2 separate regions of the Homo sapiens genome follow, and region 1 is linked to region 2. Evidence: chromatin loops called from intact Hi-C (ENCODE). Cell type or tissue: B cell. All regions are shown on one strand.

Region 1 (8,000 bases), 65 kb after region 2:
CTGGGATTACACGTGTGAACCACTGCTACTGGCTGGTCTCTAATCAGGAAATTTTGAATGGGTGGTGCATGGATGAGAATCCCATGAAGAGGTATAAATAACTGTTATGAAGCAATGAATACGGGCTTGCCTCGGCCCAGGGGCCAAAGCCTTCAGGAAGAAGAAAAGACCGCCCCCATCTTAACAGATGGATTTGTGGTCTTGAGGAGCACCAAAGCCCTGAAGAAAAGGGGGGAAACTAGGGTTTGGGAGACCAAGAGTAGAGGAATATGCAGAGGAAGTCACCATACACTATGGCCTGCCCTCCTGAGCAGGAATGCTTGCTTCCTGCTGACCTGGAAACCAGCTGTCCAGCAGAATGGAAAAACAGGTGGACTTAGACCCAAAGACCTGAGTATGAATCCAGCCCTGCTCTTCTCTACTGTGTGCCATGGCACAGAGCACACACACGCCATGCCAGACAATTGATTTTAATCAACTTTATCTAGTTGATAAAGTACTTACAATATTGAGAGAATGAATGGGAGCATCACTAAATACCTTCTCAGGATGCCAAATTTCATCTTTTGACATGAAAATGTTTAGTTTTCAAAGTCGTTTTAACATACCTTCCCATACACAGAATGCCCCTGCAGGGCAGGAACCTTTCTTATGCCCATTTTGGAGATTTGATTCAGAGCAATTGCTCAAGATCTGCTGGCTAGTTTGAACTCAGGTCTTTGGACTGCAAATTTTTCTTTCCCCTCTGCCTCCTAGTATGCGGCATGAATCTCCAGACTAAAGTGAGACCTTTTAGATGGCTGAATAAGGAAGAAACCTGGAGAACATACATGTGGGTTAGAAGTCATTATGGCTCCGAGATCGCAGGCTGATGCCATTGTTACTGGGAACTGGAGACAGAGCTGAAGGACCCAGGGAGCCGGCCGGCCCAGCTATTAACACCTCAGGGAGCTCAGCTTGTGCATGGATGAGGCATCCAGGAAGGCAAGACAAGGTAGATGCCAGGCTCATAAGAGGGAAATTCTTCTAAAGAAGGGAAAGCACTGGAGGGAAATAAGTGTAATTGCTTCTCATTTGAGATATTCAGCAATGTCTGATGTATATCTCCAGGGAGGATACTTTCAGTTTAGGGGAGGATTTGAGAACTTGGTTTGGGGATTCTAAGCCTAGCATGAACAGTGAAGAAAATCTTTTATGCCTCTGTACAGAATCATCACCAAGCAACTTTCAGGCACATATTCATTCATTCTCAACTCTGAGTACTTACTATGTGCCAAACACAGTCCTGGGCCCTTTGGGGTGGTACAAAGTTGATTCAGCTATTGTCTCTAATCTTGAGGAACTCCTGGAGGCTTAGTCATGTGGTCAGGGTTTGAACCCAGACAATCTGACTCTGTGCTGTAAATTAGCATCATGCTACCTCTGTTAGAAAACACACCCAACTCGGCCTGGAGGAATCCAGAAAGGCCTCTAAGAAGGAGTATCAGCTTTGAGTGGAGTTGAATTGAATTCAGCAAATGGATGAGAAGGGAAGGATGTTCTAGGGAAGGACAATGTGTTGAAAGGCTAAAAGTTGTAAGGAGAGAAAGGCATATTCAAGGAAATGCAAATAATGTGGAATGACATAAGATTAATGATAATAATAGAAAGAGGGTAGAATGTGTGTAGGAAGTAGAAGGAGAGGAGGCTGGAGACTCGAGAAGGGCCCAGTTTAAAGCACTTTAAACTCCATGCTCAGTATTTTGTCTCAGTGGCATTGAAAAGTGATGGATGTGTTTTGGGCAGAGCAGTGACATGGCCAGCACTGTGACATGGGACATTGTGTGCAGGAGCTTCCTCTAGGGCAGTGGTTCCCAAGCCCAGTCATTTACTTCCTGGAGTAACCATTTTTTCTTCTTTGAATCCACTCCTTCTCCAGCCTTCTTCATCTCAGTAAATGGTACCTACAAATGTCTGCGTCTCAGGTCAAAAATCTAAGGGTCATCCTTGATTTCTGCTCTTCCTGTACCATGTACATCCAATCCATCAGTATGGTCTCTCAGATGGCTCCTGAGCCCATTTGCTTCTCTCCATATCCATCATCTCTGGCCTGGACAACTGTGTCTGCTTCCTACTCAGGAAGGAGTCTTCCTGCCTCCCTGCAATCTAATCTCCACACAGAAGCCAGGGGATCTTTGGAAAAATCTGATACTGTCTGTGATAAAGAATAACTTGAGGAGGTATGCATGGGACACAGAGCACAGAGCCAGATTGTCTGGGTTGAAATCCTGATGACACCATTAAGAAGCCAGGAGTTCCTTTTTAAAAACAAAAACTTTTTTTTTTTTTTCTGAGACAGGGTTTTGCTCTGCTGCTCAGGCTGAAGTGCAGTGGCATGATCATAGCTCACTGAAGCCTTGACTTCTTGGGCTCAAATGATCCTCCCACTGCAGCCGTCTGAGTAGCTGGGACTATAGGCATGCAGCACCAAACCTGGCTAATTTTTAAATCTTTTGTAAAGAAGTGGTCTTGCTACATTGCCCAGGCTGGCCTCCAGTGAACCTTCTGCCTAGGTCTCCCTAGGTGTTAGGATTATAGGCGTAGCCACTGCACCTGGCTGTCCCCTTCTTAAACCCCTTTCAGCAGCTCTTGGAATTTCATTGCCCATGGAATACAATCCAAACTCCTTACGATGGCCACGCGAGTCCTGGCTGCCTCTTCAGCCATCTCAGGCCAGTCCACTCGTTCCCTTGTCAGCAGGCTCTAGCCAACAGGCCTTCTGACCCTTTCTAGAACTTGCCAAGCTCTCTGTGACTCAAGACTTTGCACTTCCTATTTCCAGCCCTTCCCTGAGCAGTTCTATGACCTGCTTGCTCCTTCTCCACTTTCCAGCTTAAATATCGTTTTCATGGAGGCTATCTGCAGACCTCCTCAGGTTATTTCTTATCACAGCACCCTGTGACTTTCCTTCATAGCTTATTTTATAGAAACCTATTTTTTTTTTGAGATGGAGTCTTGCTTTTGTTGCCCAGCCTAGAGTGCAATGGCATGATCTCGGCTCACTGCAACCTCCGCCTCCTGGGTTCAAGAGATTCTCCTGCCTCAGCCTCCTGAGTAGCTAGGATTATAGGAGCCCACCAACATGCCAGGCTAAGTTTTGTATTTTTTTTAGTAGGGACGGGTTTTCACCATGTTGGCCAGGGTGGTCTTGAACTCCTGACCTGAGGTGATCGACCCACCTTGGCCTCCCAAAGTGCTGGGATTATAGGCGTGAGCCACCTCATCCAGCCTAAAAAAATCTTTATAGTCTGAATTTGGTCTTTCTGCTTAGCTATTTGATGTCTGTCTTGTCCTGGAAGAATGTCAGCATGCCAGTCTTTCTACTGTGGTGGCCCCCAAGCCTAGAACGGGGCTGGAGTGTGTAGGCATTCGAGAAATATTTGTAGAATGAATGAATAAATGAGTGCAATTTAATCCTCCAGAGCACGAATTTTTTTCTTAAGTTATCCCTCTCATTTTAATAAGGGAAGAGATGCTGAGTGGAAGAAAAAGCCCACACAACGATGGTTTATTCCCTTTAGTCTTGTCTTTTTCCTTTGCGAGACTTCACTTTCTGGTTATGAAGATGAATGTCTGACACGCTTTTTTTCCCCCAAGATGCTCTTTCAGAGTACTGACTGGTTGAAACCTGTGGCGACAGCTTTCATCGAGTCCAAGAGGTGTTGCATGCTCCTGCTGGTTAGAAAACAGCACTGTGTCACAGTAGGGGAACAGAAACAAAACCAGACCATGCTTGAGTGCAAGCTGCAGCATGGAAGGGACTTGAGAGAGCATCTCAGGCCCAGCCCCCTTGCTGTATAAATGAGGAAACTGAAGCTTTGCGAGGCCAAGGAAACAGAACCCATTCTCTTTTTCCTGACTCCCCTTACCCATCACACCCCACCCCTCACCTTCCCACTCCCAGTGAGAGCCTGGATCTGAGTTGACTGGTGATACTGTCATTCTCTTGTCCATTCCTCATCAAGGTTTGTTCTGATGGGGCCATGAAAGGCTGTGTTGTCAATAGCCTGTGTGACCTTCTTCAGCACTTAGGGATGTGTCTTACATCTCTGAATAACCTCGACAATTCTAATTTTGGTTATGCCTTGCATGAATTTAGTGAAACTTTATGGGAAGCTTATTTTTATTCTCACCCCTAATTGTGTCCTACGGGTTAATGAGGTTCCTCATTTTACTACTTATTTTGTAGCAGTAGAACTTTACTTATCTTCAATTAACTTCTTGTAAAATCTAAGGCAGGAACCACCACAAGCAACTTGCGAGTCTTATTTGGCTCAACTGTCTCAGGGCAAGTGTCCTCTGTTGAACTCCCACAACTAATTTGAACTAATTGGTAACACTAACAATTGGGCAGTTTTCCATAATAATTTGAGATTATGTCTTCTCTTGGGAAATAAGAAAACCTGGGACAGTGATCCTTTGTGGCAACAGTTAGCTGGAACTGAGTAGTTGCATGCATCAGCATTTCACTGCCCCATTTAGACCTGGGGAACACCCAGTTTAACACAGTCATCAACACTCCTCATTGCTTTACATGCAGCTGGGTCCACTCAGTTACTTTATTTCCCCAGCTCCTGAAAATATTTTGAGTTCGTATCCCTGAAATATCCTTCCAAAGCATTCTGGAACTTGAGATCTGTGATCCATGATCACATTTATGATCTATAGATTTTTAGTATAGTATTCTTCAGACTTGGTCTTCCTCATGTGACACCCAGCTTCAGAGACCAGGGCTGGCTGCTCTCCACTGGGGGCATGATCCTCAAGTGCTTCCTTTAGAACAACTATGAAATTTAAAACAAAGTTAGTCCAGAGGGATTTTGGAAGCAGGATGCAGAATGCGGAAGAAACTCAAGATAAGGTGTAACAACCAAGTTAGGAAGGGTGCAGGTGAAAGTTCAGAGAATCCTACTAAGCGGTCAGTCATTTAACTAATATCTATTAAGGTTTTACTATATTCCAGGCACAAAGTGCTAAAAATATAGGTGGCTACTGCCACCCATTCCCTATCATTACCGTCTGTTTCTGCTCCTCCTACTCTTCTGAAGTTTCTGTCTCAACGGTCATTAACAATCTCTGCTGTGGACTGAATTTCTCCCCTCTCCCAAATTCATATATTGAAGGCCTAATCTCAAATGTGATGACATTTAAAGATGGGGCTAGGAAACAATTAAATTTACGTGAGGTCATGAGGAGGAGGCACTCATGATGATATTAGTGCCCATATAAGAAGAGAAACTAGACAGCTTACTCCCTCCACCATGTGTGGACACAGCAAAAAGATGGCTGTCTTCCTGTGAAGCTGGGAAGAGGGCCCTCACTAGAACTTGACCATGCTGGCACCCTGATTTTAGATTTTCAGCTTCCAGAGTGGTGGGAAAATAAATTTCTGTTGTTTAAGCCACCCAGCCAATGGCATTTTGTTATGGAAGTTCAAGCAGACTAATACAGTCTCCTAATGGACAGATCCTGTGGTCTTAATCATATGTGGATTCTCTGTAGCCTCTGAAAGGGAAGACATACTCTACTGCTTCACTCATATCCCTTAGCATTAATGGGACATTCTCCTCTTATATCTTAGGCTGCTTCTAAACTTCCTTAACTTAATCATGTCTGCAAAGTCATGTTATCTAAACAAGGTAACATTAATTTGGTTCCAAGGATTAGGACCTAGTATCTTTTTGGAGACATTATTCAGCCTGCTACAGACTGCTATTGATTTTGGTGTGCTAACCTTGAATTCAGCAACATTTGTCTGAAGAGTCCACTTTATATAGACAATTATTTCACAAGCAAATTACAATTTTGTGTTTGCTGACTCAAAAAATTTCTATTCTTTCTCCTTTGCCTTCTGTCTCTCCTCTCCCTTTAGATCCTCTTCCCCTTCCTCCTCCTTCTATTTTTGGTCTAATTTTCTTAATTTTGAATGATTTCTTTTTTTGTATTTATAACAACTTTTTGAGACATAATTCACATACTGTACCATTGACCCATGTCAATTGTAAAATTAAATGTCTTTAGTGTAAGTACACAGCTATTCAACCATCATCACAATCAATTTTAGAACATTTTCATCACCCCATAAAAAACTGCATATGCCTTAGGTGTCAACCCTCAGTCCTTCTTCTCCAAGCCGTAAGCAACCACTAATCTGTTTTTTGTCTTTATAGATTTGCCTATTCTGGAATTTCTTATAAATGAGATGATATAATATGTGGCCTTTTGTATCTGGCCTCTTTCACTTCTTGTGTTTTCAAGGTTCATCCATGTTGTTGCATGCATCAGCACTTCACTTCTTTTTTATTGTAGTAAAATATAAATAACCTAATGTTTATCATTTTTAACCATTTGTAAGTGTACAATTCAGTAGCATTAAATACATTCACAATGTTTTATGACTGTTACTGCTATCTATACTCAAAACTTTTTTCTTGTCCTCCCCAAAAACTCTGTAGCCATTTTATAAGTCTCTCTTCCCCTACCCTCCAGCCATATAAGTTGATTCATATAGTATTTGTTTTTCTGTGTTTGGTTTATTTAACTAAGCATAGTGTTTTCAAGGTCCCTCCATGTTGTAGCATATGTCAACATTTCATTCCTCTTTATAGCTGAATAATAGTCCATTGTATGTATGTACCATATAGCTGAATGTATAGTCCATTGTATGTATATACCACATTTTGGCAGTTTATTATCTGTTGATGGATATTTGGGTTGGTTCCACCTTTTGGCTATTATGAATAATGCTGCTATGAACATCAGTATACAAATATCTGAGTCTCTGCTATTTTACTGAGTTATTTTCAGTTCCCTAGGAGTGGAATCGCTGAGTCATATGGTAGGTCTATATTTACTCTCTTGAAAAACCAGCCTGGGCAATACAGTAAAACCTCATCTCTACAATAGATACAATAAAATATAAAAACCATCACCACCAAACTGTTGTCTACAGTGACCACACTTTTATATTCCCACCAGCAAAGTACAAGGGTTCTAGTTTCTTCACATTCCTGTCAATATTTGTTACTTTCTGTATTTAAAAAAATTATAGCCATCCTAGTAGATGTGAAGTAGTATCTTATTGTGGTTTTGATTTGCTTTTACTTTATGACTAATGATGTTGAGCATCTTTTAATGTGCTTATTGGTCATTTGGAGAAATGAGTTTTAGGAGTTCCTTGTATATTCTGGATAGAAATCTCTTATCGGATCTATTATTTGCAAATATTTTCTCCCATTCTGTAAATTGTCTTTTCACTTCCTTTGATGCACTAAAGTTCTTAATTTTGATGAAGACCAATTCATAGTTTTTTCTTTTGTTGTCTATGCTTTTTGTATTATATCCATGAAGTTGTGGCCAAATCATGTCATCTTATTGCCAAATAACATTCTATTAAACAGATATACCACATTTTATTTATTAATTTATCACTTTATGGACATTTGGGTGTTTCTACCTTTTGGTTATTTTGAATAATGCTGTTATAAACATTCATGTATTCATGTTGTTGTATGGACATATGTTTTTATTTCTCTTGGATATATACCTAAAATAAAATTACTGGGTCTTATGGTAACTGTCTGAGGAACTGCTAGGCTGTTTTCCAAAGTGGCTGCACCATTTCACATTCTCATCATCAGTGTACGAGGGTTCCCACTTCTCTGCATTCTCACCAACACTTGTTATTATCTGACCTTTGAGCATAGCCATCCTAGTGAGTCTGGAGGAGTGTCTCATTGTACTGATATTTATGTGCATATGTTTTATTTTGTTTATTAATACACAAGGGTTAGCTTGTATTTACAGGGCTTTATTTACATTTCCTTAGTGACTAATGATGTTAAGTGTCTTTTCATTTGCTTATTGGCTATATCTTATTTGAAGAAATATCTATTCAGATCTTTTACCCATTTTTTAAATTGGGTTGTCTTTTTGTTATTGAGTAGTAATAGTTCTTTATA
Region 2 (8,000 bases):
TCAGTAGGTGAGACATGGTGAGAAGGGCATGAAGCTTCTGAGGAGGGGCAGGAAGGGAAGCAAAGCTTCCTAGAGTTGGGACACCCACATTAAGAGGAGTAAAGTGTCGACAATGGAGGAGGGAAATTTCAGACAGAGGTAACAGCATGAGCCAAGAAGCAAGGCCTGAAAATTCAGAATACGTTTGGGCACAAGTAGTAAAATCCCTTTCTGTGGTAGCTAGACCAATTCTCCACCTCCAAAGACATCCACCTCCCAATCCCTGGAACCCGGTAATGAGCTATGTGACCTGCCAAAGAGGAATGAAGGTGCAGATGACATTCAATTTGCTAATCAGCTGATCTAAGAGTAGAGAGATGATCCTGGATTATCTGGGTGAATCCAGTGTAAGCAGTGTCCTCAAAAGTAGAAGCGGGTAGAAGGTCAGTCCAGAGGGAGCAGCATGAGAAAGACTCAACCAGACATTGCTGGTATGGACAATGGAAGGGGCCACAAGTCAAGGAATGTGGGCAGCCTCTAGACCTGACAAAGCAAGGCAACAGATTCTCCCCAAGAGCCTCCAGAAAGGGCTACAGCTCTGCTGACACATTGACTTTAGCCCAGTAGGACCCATTTTGGACTTCTGATGCCCAGAGCTGTAAGATAATAAATTTGTGTCATTTAAACCCACTACATTTGTGACAGCAGCAGTAGGAAATGAATACACTATTCCCGGAGGTGTTTAAACAGACCTGGGCAACCCCACTATTCTGAGCAGGTTATAAAGAGTTAGATTTGGAGGTGTGAGTCCAGTGTTGTTCTTCAGATCTTTTCAAGAGAAGCTAGAATTTTGAAATCTTAATTGAAATGTTTGGTTTTTGAATGGCATCAAACTAAAAAATAAACATATAGCCCAAATTCTACAAACCTGTGCCCTGGATATGGCCGGTGAATCACTTGCATCTACCTCATTTGTTTTCTACTACAGCAAATTTGACAAATGATGTACAAAACATTAAATTGATTTCTATAATCTTTTGACCCTTAGGACTATATCTGGGAGTAGGGGTGTCAGCTTTTGCACAAAAAAATCTATATGAATTGGAGCACCTAAAAGTTACCCATTTTGAACCTTTCTTCGGGAAACAAAGCAGTTTTCACTTGAGCCCCCTGTCCAATTAAGATTAATTGAATTGTGAGGAGCAATGCACAGCACATTATGAAAGATTGAAAGGGGAAAGGAGCCCTTTAAGAAGGCTTGGTGGCATTGAGCTTATTTTAAGATATTCCTAAGGCAACAAGCTAGAAAATACTCAAGAAAAAATTCCTAGAGAGCAGAAAGGCAGAGGACATCTTTTAAAACATTAGCCTTTAGCCTTTGCAGCAGTAGCTACTGGAGCAGTTTTTAACGGCAATGTTTTTTACATTAAAATATGAAACCTAAAAGAACGAAGCTGTAAATAAAATTAGGTAACTCTTCCCTAGAAAATGAAGGCTGCATGTGCACTGTCATAGTCCTCCCTGAGATGTGTTGCTCCAAGAAGGAACTGTGTCACCAAGTAGAAGCTGGTGGGCAGCAGGAGGGACAAGGCTATTTCATCTTTGTACCCCTGCCCCCCAACACAGAGTATGCACCCAAGTAACTATTTCCGGGATTGATCAGTGGTGTGGTGCCAGAGAAACCATGTGGACCTGACACAATTCTATCTCTGTTGGCAGGCTACAGGAACACTGCAAATATCCACTTTACTCAGTGTAGACATAGCCAAAACCAACATCATTATAATTTATTACTACTCTTGCTTTCTCTGGAGACACAATTTCACTAGGACTCTTTAACACTTGGGCCATTTGTAAAGTTCCCTCTCCTGCTGTTGACAGCTGCTAATGAACTTCCACAATTTCTCTGCAGTTCCATCAGGTACCAGAGGGGAGGATCAGAGGCCCCTTCCTCAGGGAGGGTGCAGGTCCACAGTGGAGAGGACAGGAAAGGCTCACCTTCTGGAGCATGTTGCTGACGGCCCTCAGCAGGTTTTGGGAGTGGTGAAGGCATGGGAACATTCCTGGGTCTGGAGTGGCCACGGGGAGGTTTCTGGCCAAACTGAGGTGGTCCAGGAGGACCAGGGTAGCCACAAGGAGGAGGCCTGGAAGGAAGAGGAGCAGGTGGAGGAGCTTCAGCCTGGATGGCCTGCCTGCACCACCTTCCCTCCATTCTGGCCACCTTCACCCATCCATTCATGCTTGGCACCCACCTCCCTCAACCCATTTCCAACACTTTTCCTTCAACACCTGAGAGATGACTCGAGTTATTACAAAGCGCCACTCTATTCTAGGGCTAGAAGCCAGCTCCCTGTGAGGGTCTAGAGATGAGCTTGGACAAGGGTGTTGAACCCAACACTCACCCAGAGAAAGCCTACATGTTTTTGATCAGGGAAACCCAGACCAGGTGGTGAAGTGGCTGAGTCAGACTTGGGACCCAGTGTTTTAAAAACAGTGGAGTGAGAAAGCCTGACTTTTTTTGTTTTTTTAAGACGGAGTCTCACTCTGTGGCCCAGACTGGAGTGCAGTGGCACGATTTTGGCTCACTGCAACCTCCACCTCCGAGTTCAAGCAATTTTCCCTGCCTTAGACTCCCGAGTAGATGGGATTACAGGCACCCACCACCACACTCGGCTAATTTGTGTATTTGTTAGTAGAGACGGGGTTTCACCATGTTGGTCAGGCTGGTCTTGAACTCCTGACCTCAGGAGATCTGTCCGCCTTGGCCTCCCAAAGTGCTGGGATTACAGGCGTGAGCCATTGCACCCGGCCAAGCCTGACTTTAGAACTGGCTAGGATCTGCCTTCTGTTTGTAGCTGAGGGACCCTAGGCAGGAAAGCAGGAAATCTCCCACGCTGGGCCTCAGTTTCTCCTCTACGAAGTGGGCATAATGATAGCTCATCAGGCTGTTTCGAGATGAAAAGAGACATGCCCTATTTAGCACACGGTGAGACCCCTATTCTTATTCCTCTTTGCAGGAGACGGCTGCTGCTGTTCCAGTCTCTCCTTAGGCAGACTTGAGTTTCTACCCACTCTTCCCAAGCAGCCGCCCCTCCGCACCCGAGCGAGCCAAAGACCTGGCGGGCTGAGTACTCACTGCGCGCTGGACACATGCTGAGCCGGCACTGCAGGGACACAGGGCGAGCCGCTGGATGCAGACCTGTGGCCGCGGCAGGTGAGGGCGGTGGCTGGGAGGCTGACCCAGGGGGCCACATTTTTATAATTGTCCCGAGGCGCGGCAGGACTTTCCCGGGACTCTGGTCTCTTGCTTTCTGTCTCCTTCTGTGTCTCTCTCTACATCAGCTTCTCGGTGACACGTGCGGTGCGGCCGGCCCGCGGGGCTTGCGGCGCTTTCGGATTAACTCCCGGGGTGCCCGGCCGCAGCCGTTCCGGGACGGCCCCGCCGCCTCCAGCTCGGCCCAAAATGAAAGCGAAATGTTCGCAGTTACTGCGCGGGGTCCACAGGCGGGCGGGACACCCCGCCCACCACCCTGGGTCCCCGGCCTTAGCCGGACGCCCCGTGTCTAAGCTACCCCGCCCCGCAGCTGTGCAGCGCCCCCTGCCGACGTAGAGAGAGGAGTGCCTCCCACTTTGCATGTCCTGCGTAGGGATGGGCCCTAACCACGACCTCCAGCCTAGTACTGGAAGGGGTAGGCAAATCATTCACTCATCATCGTTCCTTTAGATGGCTCACTAGATGCCAGGCCGACGTTGCACCAGGTGCAGGACACCCAGGGAGAACAGGACCCTTGGGGCATTGCCACACTAAATCAGACTCAAGGCGTTTTGTTCACAGGTCTTTTCTGAAACCTGAAAAGGGATGAGAGCTGGCTGACTCTGCAATTATTACTCTTGTAGAGAATCCAGTTTAACGATAGGATGAATACACAGAGTCCTGGGAGGAAAGACCTAGAGAAAGAGCCCACGCTCAGCCGGAGCAACGGGGTCCAGGAGTCAGCAAAGGCTCCCGGGAGCAGGCAGGGGCCCCAACCTGAGTGTTAAAAACAAGCAGGCATTAGACCGCTTCCAGCGGGAGGGCACGCAGGGTCTAGCCAGGGGAAACAGGGATCAGAAGCGCAGTCATGAAGGGTTGAGGGAGGTGGGGGTCTAGGTGTCCTTGCAGGGTGTGAGGCTGGAGGGCTGGATGGGGCCATGCCATGAGGGCAGGGGATGCCATACTAAGGAGTGTACTTTCTGTGCTGAGAGTAGTGGGGAGTCTTCCTGGGTTTTAGGCGGGAGATGTGGCAGAATTTGCATGATGGGGGGATCCCTTCAGCCACAGCATGAAGGATGGATCCAGGGGTCAGGAGTAGAGCAGAGGGAAGAGTTGACAAGGTGTGGCCAAGTCCTTATTCAGTATGGAGAACACAGGGTGGGCAGGAGGGACTCTCAGAGGGCTTGTGGGCCAAGGCTTGGTAGCTCCTCAGGTGAGCGGGAGAGGAAGGCCCTGAGAATGGGGAATGGAGATTGTTCTAGCTTTACAGGGATTACTGTATAAGAGGACTGAGTTTGGAGGAGATGGTGAGAAGTTCCATTTTGGATGTGCTGGGTTTGAGGTTCCTGTGGGACTTTTTAGTTCAGTTGTTTTTCCCACAGGCATTAGTCACCCTAGGCGTGGGTAGTGGGGAGGATGTGTTTGATCTCTGACTTGGAGCTTCCAAAGGGCCTGACTACACCCAGGCCCTAGGACCTAATAACTGGAGCTGCCTTCTGGGTGGCTCATCTGCTCGAAGCTGATGAAGCACGGCTGTAGGGAGTTTTAGGTGTGTGTAAAATAAGAGAAATGGTTGATCTCTAAGGCCCCTTCTAATGCTGCTGTCTGAGAATTCCCCCACGGGATACAGAGTAATCCATTGTCAGAAACAATTGCGTTTAGCAGTTTGTCTAGAGCAAATGACAGGTGCAGAGCTGTGTTGTGGCCACAAGGGTTTAGTGTGGAGTTAAATGTACTTAAAGTCAGGATGAAGACAAGTGTATCACAACTGAGCTGTTTCTCCCCTGGAAGGGCCATCTCCTATACAAAAGTAATTTCTGTTGCTTAGATGAGCACAGGGCCACTGTTAAAAATGGATTATTGGCTACCAGACACAGTTTCTAATTTACATTTTTGTGAAATAGTTTCCTGAAGTGCTCCATGTCCTCTAGCTAAGATGAAATGAAAACCTTCTTCTAGGAATACATGATTTTTCTATAAGTGACAGTCTTAGCTCACAATCACTACTTCACAGTGTGTAGCATTGTCGTGGAGGTCTCGGCCAATGCTATAAGGAAAGAAAAAGAAATGAGAGCTTTAAACATTGGAAAAGAAAAGGTAAAACTGTCACTTTTTACAGTTGATATACAAAAAGAAAAAAAATTAATAGACTATTAGAACTAAGAAGAGAATTTAACAACATCATGCAATACACATATCAACTTAAAAAAAATCAGCCGATTTTCTTTGTATCTGCAACAATCCATCAGAAAATGTAATAAAAACAAGATGACATGCATAGAAGCAGCCAAACTATAAAGTAACTGACTGTAGATACAGAGGCAGTATAATGGCTAAGAGTATGGACTAAACTATGTTAATCCAGGTTCTGCTACTTACTTGCTGTGTGTTCTTAGGTGAGTTATTTATCTCTCTGGGCTCAGTTTCCTCATCTGTTAAATGATGATAATAAAAGTACCTACAGTATAGAGTTATTATGATTATTACATGAGCTTGGATAACTACAGAATAGTGTTTGGAGAAAAATTTTAAAGTTCAGTCAAGAATATAGTGTGATTTAATTAAATAATTCTATACCCTTGGGTGGAAGGTTTCTCTATATAGAAAGCTTAAGCCTCTTTTCGTTAATTCACATGCTCAATGTAATTCCAATACAAGCTACAAATAAATTTTCTCAGAAACTTAATAATAAGCCTACTCTAAAATACAGATGTAATAAAATCTATGACTAAGTTAAAAAAATTTTTTTTGAGACATGGTTTTACTGTATCACCCAGGCTGGAGTGTAGTGGTGGCACAGTCACAGCTCACTGCAGCCTTGACCTCCTGGGCTAAAGTGATCCTCCCACTTCAGCCTCCTGAGTAGCTTGGACCACAGGCAACACCATCATGTCCAGCTAATTTTTATTTTTGTATTTTGTAGAGACGGAGTCTAGTTTTGTTGCCTAGGCTGGTCTCAAACTCCTGGGCTCAAGTGATCCACCCACCTTGGCCTCCCAAAGTGCTGGGATTACAGGCGTGAGCTGCTGTTCCTGGCCTTAAGTAAAAATGCTAAGGGAATAATGAAAAGGGGGACTAACCCTATCACATATGGACATAATTTAAAGCCATAGAAATTAAAGTAGTGATCTTTGCAACAGATCAGGCATATGGACCATTGAAACAGAGTAGAGAAATTATAGATAGATTTGTATATTTGGGTATTAAGTATAAGATAATACAGATGATTCCCTGATCAATGAGGAAAACATGCAATATTTAGTAGAAAATACTCAATGGGCTGGGCATAATGGCTCACACCTGTAATCCCAGCACTTTGGGAGGTCAAGGCAGGAGAATTGCTTGAGGTCAGTAGTTCAAGGCCAGTCTGAGCAAAAACTCCCTACAAAAAATTTTTTTAAAAAGAGAAAATGTTCAGCGTATGATGAAAAATAAAACTGGACTCCAATCTAAAACAACAGAGGTGAATCCATTTGGAAGTGAATTAAAGACCAAATGTGAAAAGTAAAATTGTTACAGTAGTAGAAGAAAATATAGAGGACTGTCTTTGTCACTTATAAGTGGGAAGGACTTTTTTAAAACTTCTAAAGCTCCAAACCATAAGGCAAAATACCTATCAATTGGATTACATAAAAATGAAGATTTCTGTTTTACACATTTCCTCTATGCATGAACCAAATGAACAGACAGCTGACAGATTGAGAGAAGATATTTTTCAGTGTCTAAAACCAATATTTTCAATGTCTAAAAACAAGGAACTCTTGTAAGTCAGCAAGAAAAAGACAGAAACACTAGTAAAAAATGCGTAAAGCTCATGAATAAGCAATTTAACGAGAAGAAACCCCAAAGACTAATGAGCATACCTGGAGGCTCAGTTATATCAGAAAATGCAAATGAAAAAAAGAATGAGATATCTCTTTACACCTCTTAGACTGACAAGTTGAGAACACTGGATACTGGTAAGTGTTGGGAAAATGGGGGACTACAGGATCTATTATATCACACCATGCCAGTAGGCTGACATGGCTGTTTTGAAGGGTATTCTGGCATTCCTTGACCAGATTAAGTATATTCACACCCATGACCCAGCTGTTAACCCTGGGTGTATATCCTATGGAGATTCTCATACAGGTCCACAAAGGAACATGTATGAGGATGTTCATTAAGTCATTGTTTGTAGTGATGGGGAACTGGAGGCAATGTAGCTGCTCATTACTGGGGGAGTGGGTGAGTGGAATGTAGGGATCCACTTCATGGAGTATTCTACGGCAGTTAGAAGTAATAGACTAGATGTACATGCAGTAACATGGATATGTATTAAAAATATAATACTGAGTAAAAACAGGAAAACAGAGTAAGATCTCTCTCTATAATGTATAAGTAGACAATTAAAACCCTTTGGGGCTGGGCACAGTGGCTCATGCCTGTAATCCAAGCACTTTGGGAAGCCAAGGAAAGTGGATTGCTTGAACCCAGGAGTTTGAGACCAGCCTGGGCAACATAGGGATTCCCCATCTCCACAAAAAATACAAAAATTAGTCAGGCATGGTGGCACATGCCTGTACTCCCACCTACCAAGTAGGCTGAGGTGGGAGGATCACCTGAGCCCGGAAGGTCAAGGCTATAGTGAGCCATGATTGTGTCACTGTACTCTAACCTGGGCAACAGAGTGAGACCCTGTCTCACTTAAAAGAAAAGAAAAAGGAAAGAAAGAAAAAGAAAAAAATGGGGGGGCTCAGATTTGTTTTTGGAATTCAAAATGCTTGGA

What was found. Peaks named below come from ENCODE experiments on the same cell type or tissue, not always from the same donor. Only the 100,000 strongest peaks of a DNase experiment are listed, where the experiment ranks them.
Region 1: it touches region 2 in a loop (4-fold over the local background); 12 of 110 quality-filtered maps call a loop at or near these places.

The regions. Positions count from the first base shown.
Region 1 is chr3:159,918,918-159,926,917 of GRCh38, reverse strand. All of the region lies in intron 9 of IL12A-AS1 (IL12A antisense RNA 1), which reads left to right. Among named protein-coding and RNA genes, the nearest start is that of IL12A, 66 kb to the left of the region's middle. In B cell, no CTCF peak of the experiment used is centred here; a DNase peak (open chromatin) is centred at 3,767; H3K27ac peaks cover 959 bases.
Region 2 is chr3:159,984,290-159,992,289 of GRCh38, reverse strand. It overlaps IL12A (interleukin 12A), which reads right to left and starts at 3,455. Exons shown (of 7, transcript NM_001397992.1): 1 at 3,116-3,455; 2 at 1,978-2,123. The coding sequence starts at 3,131. It overlaps IL12A-AS1 (IL12A antisense RNA 1), which reads left to right. Exons shown (of 10, transcript NR_108088.1): 9 at 2,997-3,193. RefSeq lists enhancers at 3,195-3,244, 2,744-3,244, 3,245-3,745, 4,597-5,796 and silencers at 3,365-3,414, 3,485-3,684. In B cell, CTCF peaks have their summits at 3,384 and 3,589 (motif pointing left); a DNase peak (open chromatin) is centred at 3,539; H3K4me3 peaks cover 1,560 bases; H3K27ac peaks cover 1,477 bases.